Linked DNA regions of Homo sapiens: region 2 is linked to region 1. Evidence: chromatin contacts called from ENCODE Hi-C data. All regions are on one chromosome and are shown on one strand. The core of a region is the stretch at or near the end of the contact, and the rest is flanking DNA. Distances in the headings are between cores, read along the strand shown. Region 1 holds the start of PLSCR4 (phospholipid scramblase 4). Region 2 holds the start of PLSCR2 (phospholipid scramblase 2).

Region 1 (4,217 bases), core at 1,330-3,829:
TTCATTTTGTGTTTTAACTTTATGTTTTGGACATATTTCCAAGTTAGAACATTTAGAGCTACAATGTTTTAAACTGTATATTATTCCACCTTTGAATATACCATACATTATGTAACCAATTCCCAATCAATGGCTACAGAGCTGTATCCATGTTTTCTACATTGTAAACAATCCTACTTTAAACATCTTTGACAGAGATTTTTATTTGTACACTTGGGAGCATGTTTTGCTGGATAAATTCCAGTTAAGTAAATGAACATTTGTAAATCTGAACAGCTTTAACCCTAAAACAGCTTCACCAATTCACATTTCCACTAAAAGTTTGTAAAATTATATTTTCCTCACTGCATTTTCAACAACACCTAAAGTTATCAGACTTTCAAAATTTGTAAAATTAATGCAAAAATTGATGTCTTACTTCATATATGTTTTGGATAATTAGTGTGGCTAACAGTATTCACTCTGCTTATTATTTGCATTTCTTTTGCTTTGAGTTGACTCTTTTTATCCTTAACTGGGTCATTGATTTTGAAGGTCATTAATAAGATTTCTAGGTATATTAGCAAAATTATCTTTTTTTTTCTATTAACAATGTCCGCAGTTTGTATCTTTTTTGGGGGATGCAAATGTTAATAAAAATCATGTCCCTAAATGGGTCTAGGTTTTTGTATTATGCTTAGAAATGCTTTTCCCACATGCAATGTGCACAAATATCTATTCAGGCTTTCTTTTTCCCTTTTTAGGCTGCATATGTTTAGATTTAAACTAGTAAGCCATCTAGACTACATTTGTCTATTAACAGTGAGGAAAAGTTCCAGTTTTATTATTAGGTTTCCCAAACAAATTCCTGCTTGTCCAAGTACATTCAATTAAATGTTATTTCTTCTTCCCACCCAGTGATTTAAAATGTATGCTTATCAAATGCCAGCTTTCCTTTTATTCTTCCATGTCTCTTCAGTTTCATTTACACATCTGGTAGTAGGTCTACTGCACTGTCTTTTAATCACCACAGTTTTGTAACACCTTTTATTATATGAAGAAGTCTCCACTATATATATGTGTGTATGTATAATATTAAATGTTAAAATCATATATAATATATAAAATAAGACATAATTATATATTTTGTATTTTATTATTTGTAATATATTATACATAACGTTAATATGTTTGTTCTTCCACATGAGCTAAACAGTACAGTTAAAAACAGTAACAAAAATATTCAGTTAGGATTCTACTTATACGTTGTTTTAGAGAAATGATATCTTTACCTAGAAGAATGTTATGTATTTTATTGGATTCTCATACATACCTTTTTATATCTTCTTAAAAATAATTTCTCAATTGTGTGTTATTTCATGCCAAACTGAATTTTACTTTATTTTACTGTATTATCTAGTTTATGTATAAACATCAACTGACTTCTATAAATTAAGTATGATGCAATTGGAAACTTTGATAAATTCACTTATGCTTCCCATCAAATTTCAGTGTTTCCTATGGACATTAAGGTATACACTCACATCATGCATAAAGTGATAATATGTTCCCCTACCTGTTGTCACTCGCCCATAGAATTCACAACCATGTCACAGAGTGTAATGATTAGCATTCTTGTCTTTTTCAAATTTAATGGAAATGCTGCTAGTATTTCACAGCTATCCATGAGAGCAGATAGACAGATGGAGGTTGTGTTCTATTACTATTACAGGAGAATGCAATTTAAATTAGGCAATCTATTCCCCTTTAAGCAGTATCAAGTTTGGTGCATTATATCTTCACAAGTACTTATTTTGGTGGCTCCATTCTAAATGCAGTATAAAATTAAAAACTAAATTGTAGATCCTAAGAGAAGATAAGGCCACAAAATAAAATCCTAAGTCTTTAAATATGAACGTTTTTAAAAACAAATCAAGCACAGCCCCAAATCGCCCCAGTTTGCCAGAATTGGAAATAAGAGAGAGGGATTCTCTCCTGTCACCGCCTCCACTCGCTGAGCAATTAAAAAGTTACTATAAATAGCGTTTTTACCTGCGAGTGGCCTGGCCTGAGTCCGTGAGAGCCGCGCCGTAGAAACGCCAGAGACCCATGAGAAACCCAATCAAGCGAGACCTGTCACGCAGAGCGAAACGAAAGGGCCGCCCCCGTGAAGTGCAGCCAGGACCCCCATCCCTGGGCAGGAAACTGCTCGCTCCCAAACCCTCTGCGTCTGCAGTGCAGACGCGCGCCCGACACCACGGAACTTCTGCAACCACCTGAGGATGCGACGCGAGCGCAGTGTCCGGGAACTGCTAGCGCAGGACGCCGCGCAACCTCCGCGCCTGCCCGCAGGCACCGCGGCCTCGGGCCTCCCCTGACGACGCCCTCGGCCCCGCAGCCCGGGCGCCCGCGCCACCCTGTCCTGCTCTGCGCCCGCCTGTCCAGCCCCACTCACCGCCTGCCCCGCAGAATGCTGGGCACCGGGGACGCCAGACGCCGGGTCTAGTTGTACTGGCAGAGGAAAGGGAAAGGAAAGGAGGCAGGGAAGGGAGACGGAGAGGATTTTTCAAGTTATAAACAAAGTAAGCGCGCGGAAGGGAGGGCTAGGCGCGGGTTCTGGGGGCGGGTCCGGCACGCCTGGACCCTCCTTCCCCGCGCGCGGCTTCCCCGTCTCGGACCCCGCCCCGCGCTGGGAGAGCCGCCAGCCCGGGGGAGCGTCTTCCTGGAAGAGGTGGGGCACCCTGAAGTCCGCTGAAACCTAAAAGCCGAGGGGGAGGAAGAAATGAAGAAAATAAGTTGTCACTACTCTAATAAGAGGTGAAAGAAAAGATAAAAGCCAGCCCACGGTCACTTCCAATCAGAGGGGCAGGTTGCAGGGCCTGGGAAAGGGAGCTTTGTTCATAGATTACTGCGCCTAGAGAGAAAATGAAGAAACCCCTCTTTCTCAAGAGCCTTTTTTATTTTTTTATTTTTATTTTTGATACGGAGTCTCACTCTGTCGCCCAGGCTGGAGTGCAGTGGCGCGATCTCGGCTCACTGCAAGCTCCGCCTCCCAGGTTCAGGCCATTCTCCTGCCTCAGCCTCCCTAGCAGCTGGGACTACAGGCGCCCGCCACCACGCCCGGCTAATTTTTTGTATTTTTTACTAGAGACGGGGTTTCACCGTGTTAGCCAGGATGGTTTCGATCTCCTGACCTCGTGATCCGCCCGCCTCGGCCTCCAAAAGTGCTGGGATTACAGGCGTGAGCCACTGCACCCGGCCTCAAGAGCCTTTTTGATTTGCATTTGCGCCCACCCCCAGGTCCTTGGCTTGGTGATTTAGCCTTGGCAATGCCGTGCTGGCTGGAAACACTTGGGCATAGGGCCCAGAAATTCTGTTTTCTTTTCCACAGAATTGGGGGAGGCCAATTTGATCTTGGAGGGAAGGCGGGAGAGACGCCAATAAAGGGGAAAGGGAGCAGGTTGCCCATGTTTTCTGACATTGGGAGAAAAATGCCATTTGCTTATTACTGTTAGGCACAAATATTTCTTTCAGACCAATGGGATTCAGTTCTGTGGTGGTGCTTGGAGAGAAGCACAATACACTGACAGGAAGTGGGAGAACTGAAGGTCCTCTGACCTTATAAAGAATCAGAACTGGACAGAAGTAAGCTTGATTAAGCTCTGAGGAGTACTTGGCAGAACCCCATTGTGGGAGAAGGTTGGAAAGGGGAAGGGATGTGGGAGTGGAGTTCTAGAATTTTATATTTTTCTTTGTATGTGTGTTATTTGTTAATATTCATGTGAGAATAGATTAAAAAATTCATACTGTTCTTCTCAGTAATAATTGCACAGAACATTTCTCAGATGCAGACATAGTGTTTTACTGAAAGCATAAAACAAAGAAACTGGTGGTGAAACTAAATTATAATAGCATATGTTACTGTTGGGAGCAAGCCCCCCAAAATCTGGCCATAAACTGGCCCCAAGACTGGCCATAAACAAAATCTCTGCAGCACTGTAACATGTTCATAATGGCCCTAATGCCCAAGCTGGAAGGTTGTGGGTTTACGGGAGTGAGGGTGAGGAACACCTGGCCCGCTCAGGGCGAAAACCGCTTAAAGGCATTGTTAAGCCACAAACAATGAGCATGAGCGGTCTGTGTCTTAAGGGCGTGTTCCTGCTGCAGTTAATCCGGCCCATCCCTTCGTTTCCCTTAAGGGATACTTTTAGTTAATTTAACATCTATAGAAACAATGC
Region 2 (4,210 bases), core at 14-2,513, 220 kb after region 1:
AAGGTTTGCTCTTAGGAAAAGTTCAAGAAAGAAAGGAGCCCCCAAACCGCCTGACACTTCTAAGTGTCACTGGTACTAACCATGTATCTCAGTGTCATAAGCGGGAAGAAACAACGACTGCCTGTTCCTGCAACTGGCAAGTGGCCATGCCAAGACTTCCAGAAATAACAGTGAATGAATGAAACCACATGGGAACCAGAGAGTCAGCTTGGAGAGGCAGGGACTTTGTCAAATATTTAAAATAATAAACGCTAACTTTCACTGAGTACTTTCTGTAGTGCCAGGCACTGCTCTAAGAACTTTACATTAACACACATTAATTACTGCTCAAAAACCTTTCCTAACAACCCAGACCTCCCTCACAAATAGGAGTTTTCCTTTCTTCTTTATAAATGAGAAAACTAAGCCCATAAAGATAAAATGTTTACTTAATGCTGTACAGCTCAGTAACTAGCTGAATTGAAATTATTCATGATTCATGTCCGTTGCATTTATGTTCCTATTTCGTTGAAAAACAAACAAAAAATCTCACATTCTCCCAATGTGCCAAATTTCAGTGTAATACTCTGTAGCTCATTTAATACTTACACAATTTCAGAAATGAGGCAATGGAAAGAACATATATGAAGAAAGTGGCTGACAGTCCACAGATGTGAAGCAGTAGAGGCCGAATTTAAAGTCGGGGAGCCTGACTGGAGCTAATGGTCTTAGGAACCGCGCTACATACCGCCACTATCTTTCCTAAGCTGGTATTGTAGAGGGCCTAGCATAGACGTGGGCTCCTGGCGGACTTCATTGAATACTTACTGATAAATGACAGCTTGCAGGCTGTATTAACCGTCCCTTCTAATAGCCCCACTATGCTGGCACATGCTCCTGAGCCCAGACTCTGCCCAGGATTCAGGGCCGCTCTCTACCTGTAAAGCAGTGTAGCTAAGGGGAAGCTGAGCCCCGCAAGGCGTTTTCAGGCAGGACACCCCTTGTCATTCGAACGGTTCTGGTGTGAGCCAGGGTACAGCTGGGCCGCCTGGGGCCCCTTGCCGAGTTTCCGTTCCACTTCAGGTGTCGCTTCCCGCGGCCCATTGGGCCCTTGCCCCGCCCTCTGACGCAAACACAATTATGGGGCGGAGCATCGTCCCCACTAGCCAGGCACACCCCAGTCCCATAGGGAGGCGACTGAGAAAGCCGCCCCCTTACCCGTGGCTGCAGCTGCTCCCGCACAGCCCTGAGCGAGCCGAGGTCCTAGCGTGGCTTCCTCCCGTCTGCCCCGTGACTGCCAGGCACACCTGTTGCACAGCCCTCCCGGAAGTCGGCGGAAAAGGGGCCTGGACCAGCCTCAGAGTCTACACCTGCAGCAGCCCCTAGTTTAGGTTTCTGGACCCCAAGGGTACAACAAGGCTTCCCTCCCCTGGTCCCTGCGCGGGCTCAGAGGATCCGGCTTTGCTGCTGGAGCGCGGCCGAGCTGGGGGCGCGACTGCACCCACCCCCCCACGCCGTGTGCGACGCGCAGCTGCCGCCCAGCCCGTCCCGTCTCCCTCTCCCCATCCCCGTCCCCTTTTTTGCTCTTTGGAGAGACTCCGGAAACGTTTCTCCGGTGGTTAAGGGCACAGATGAACTGGGACGTCGACACCAGCTGGAACTGGAAAATCATCAGGCGGGGAGTGGCCTACCCCGGGAACTTCCTTAACTCTGCTCTTGACCTCCATCCCTTAGAAGCCTGTAGCTTTTCAAGGTGAGGGAGCTTAGACTACAAAAGAGGAGCGGTCGAGATTATTTTATCTCTAGCCCTTGCCCTTCTCCCTTTTCTTTCCAACAAAAGGCATTTTTAAGTTAAGAGTGAAAATGATGAGGCGTGTAGAATGTTTAATTTTTCAGGACGCGCCTTTGATTTTTCAGGGTGTGCCTGCAACTGGCACACCCTCATGCAATAAATAAATACATATTGCACTGACGTTTCTACTGATTTTTTAAAAATTTATTTACACGCCTGAAACCCTAGCATTTTGGGAGGCCGAGGCAGGCGGATCACCTGAGACCAGGAGTTCAAGACCAGCCTGGACAACATGGTGAAACCCCGTCTCTACTAAAAATACAAAAATGAGCCAGGTGTGGTGGTGTGCCCCTGTAATCCCATCTACTGGGGAGGCTGAGGCAGGAGAAAAATCGCTTGAACCCGGAAGGCAGAGGTTGCAGTGAGTCGAGATCCAGCCACTACACTCCAGCCTGGGAGAGAGAGCAAGACTCGTCTCAAACAAACAAACAAAAACACATGATCTTCCAAACAATAACACCATATATGGAGAAAAATGAAACCTCACCCTCTCCATTCCCGGTGCTGTTCTCCCGATTACCCTGCTAACCAAGGTTGACACAAACATTTGAAGACACACTAAGAGAGGTGGGGGGAGGGAAGAAAAAAGGGAATGGAAGGGAGGAAGGTGGAGAAAGAAATTGAGAAAATAAGATAGAAAAAGGAAGAAGGAAAATCGAGCTACCTGAGTTTGAATTCTTTCTTTTTTACTTCCTGTGCCTGTGACTTGTGAAAATTACTTGACAATCTCTTTGCCTGTTTTCTAATCGGTAAAATGAGAGTAGTAATGGTATCTACCACAGAGGATTTTTATGATGATTAAGGAAGTTAAAATATATAAAGAATTTAGAATGATGTTTGCCATAGAGTAAGCGCTCAGTAAATGTTATATACATACAAATAAGTATATACACAGCTACACAGTGTTTTTGTTTTTTTGTTTTTTTTTTACATAAAGAGGATTATTTTATACAGCTCTTCTCTGATGTGTTTTTCACCTAACAGTGCATCTTGGAAATCTCTATCCCTCTAATACAGAACTGTGTCATTGATCTAATAATCTAGGTACTGTTTCCAAGTTTTATCAATTATAAATTGTGCTGTAGTCATCATCTTTGCACATATCTTTCTGTATACAATAAAAAAAACATTTTATTCTTTTACCAATAAGTCATGGGATTTCTAATTTTTCCACACCTCTTCGATTCTAGAATACCAATTCTAAATGTTTCCTACTGTGAATGGCAAGCATTATCTTATTTTTTGTTTGTTGATTCTGATTGTTAATGAGATTGAGGACTTTTTCATATGATTACTAATTATTTTACAGTTTTATTCTGTGATTTGTCTGAAATATAATGCTCATTTTGTTATTGTTGTTGGATTGGGATTTTTTTCCCTCTTGCTGATTTGTTAGTGGTCTTTATATATTGTGGGTATGTTAAATAAGATACAATTCTTTTTTTTTTTTTTTTCTGAGACAGAGTTTCACTCTGTTGCCCCGACTGGAGTGCAGTGGCACGATCTCAGCTCACTGCACACTCCACCCTCCGGGTTAAAGAAATTCTCTTGCCTCAGCCTCCCAAGTAGCTGGGATTACAGGCATATGCCACTATGCCCTGCTAATTTTTGTATTTTTAGTAGAGATGGGGTTTCCCCATGTTGGCCAGGCTGGTCTCAAACTCCTCACCTCAGATCCACCCACCTTGGCCTCCCAAAGTGCTGGGATTGCAGGCGTGAGCCACCATGCCCGGCCAAGATACAATTCTTTTGCCTACTGTGTCTCTGGCTTGAAACTTATTTAAGGTTGCTTTCACCACACAGAAATTTTTATTTTCAGTGATTTTTACTTTTATTTTTTCATTTTGACTTCTGGTCTTTGAATCTTATTTTAAACTGCCTCTTGTACCCAGGACATTTTTATGATTTCTTCCTTTACGTCTATTCCTTATTTCCAAGCAGTTGGGAATGTCTAGTTGTCTTTTTATTATTTGTAATTTTATTGTAGTGCAAGCACATGCTGTGTATGGTTACAGTCATTTGAAATTTTTAAGACTTACATTATGACCTTCTGGTTCACAGCCAATTTTTATAAATATTTTGTACGAGAAATAGGTGTATTCTGCAGTTGTGTACAAGTCATGTATTTTCATTCTAATTGGCTGTGTCAGTTAGTTTTGCTGTTGCTTTAGCTAATATTTGGTTTGATTAATCTATCAATTATTCAAAGAGGTATTAAAATTGAGAAAGTATCTATTTACATTTAGACTTCTTTTCATGTAGTTCATTAGGGCAACTAAAAGAAAATACCATAGTCTGGGTAGCTTATAAACAACAGAAAGTTATTTCTCATAGTCCTGGAGGCTGACAAATCCAACACCAAGGTGCCAGGAGATTCAG

Evidence for each region. A loop is a pair of places that touch in the nucleus more often than their neighbours do. Pooled maps may share reads with other maps.
Region 2: a pooled map shows a loop between it and region 1 (2.2-fold over the local background). The contact joins the promoter of PLSCR2 here to the promoter of PLSCR4 in region 1. A Hi-C loop is called at or near these places in 1 of 50 pooled maps.

Annotation. Positions count from the first base shown.
Region 1 is chr3:146,248,526-146,252,742 of GRCh38, forward strand. It overlaps PLSCR4 (phospholipid scramblase 4), which reads right to left and starts at 2,580. Exons shown (of 9, transcript NM_020353.3): 1 at 2,435-2,580.
Region 2 is chr3:146,468,298-146,472,507 of GRCh38, forward strand. It overlaps PLSCR2 (phospholipid scramblase 2), which reads right to left and starts at 1,264. Exons shown (of 8, transcript NM_001395437.1): 1 at 1,198-1,264. RefSeq lists an enhancer at 1,253-1,322.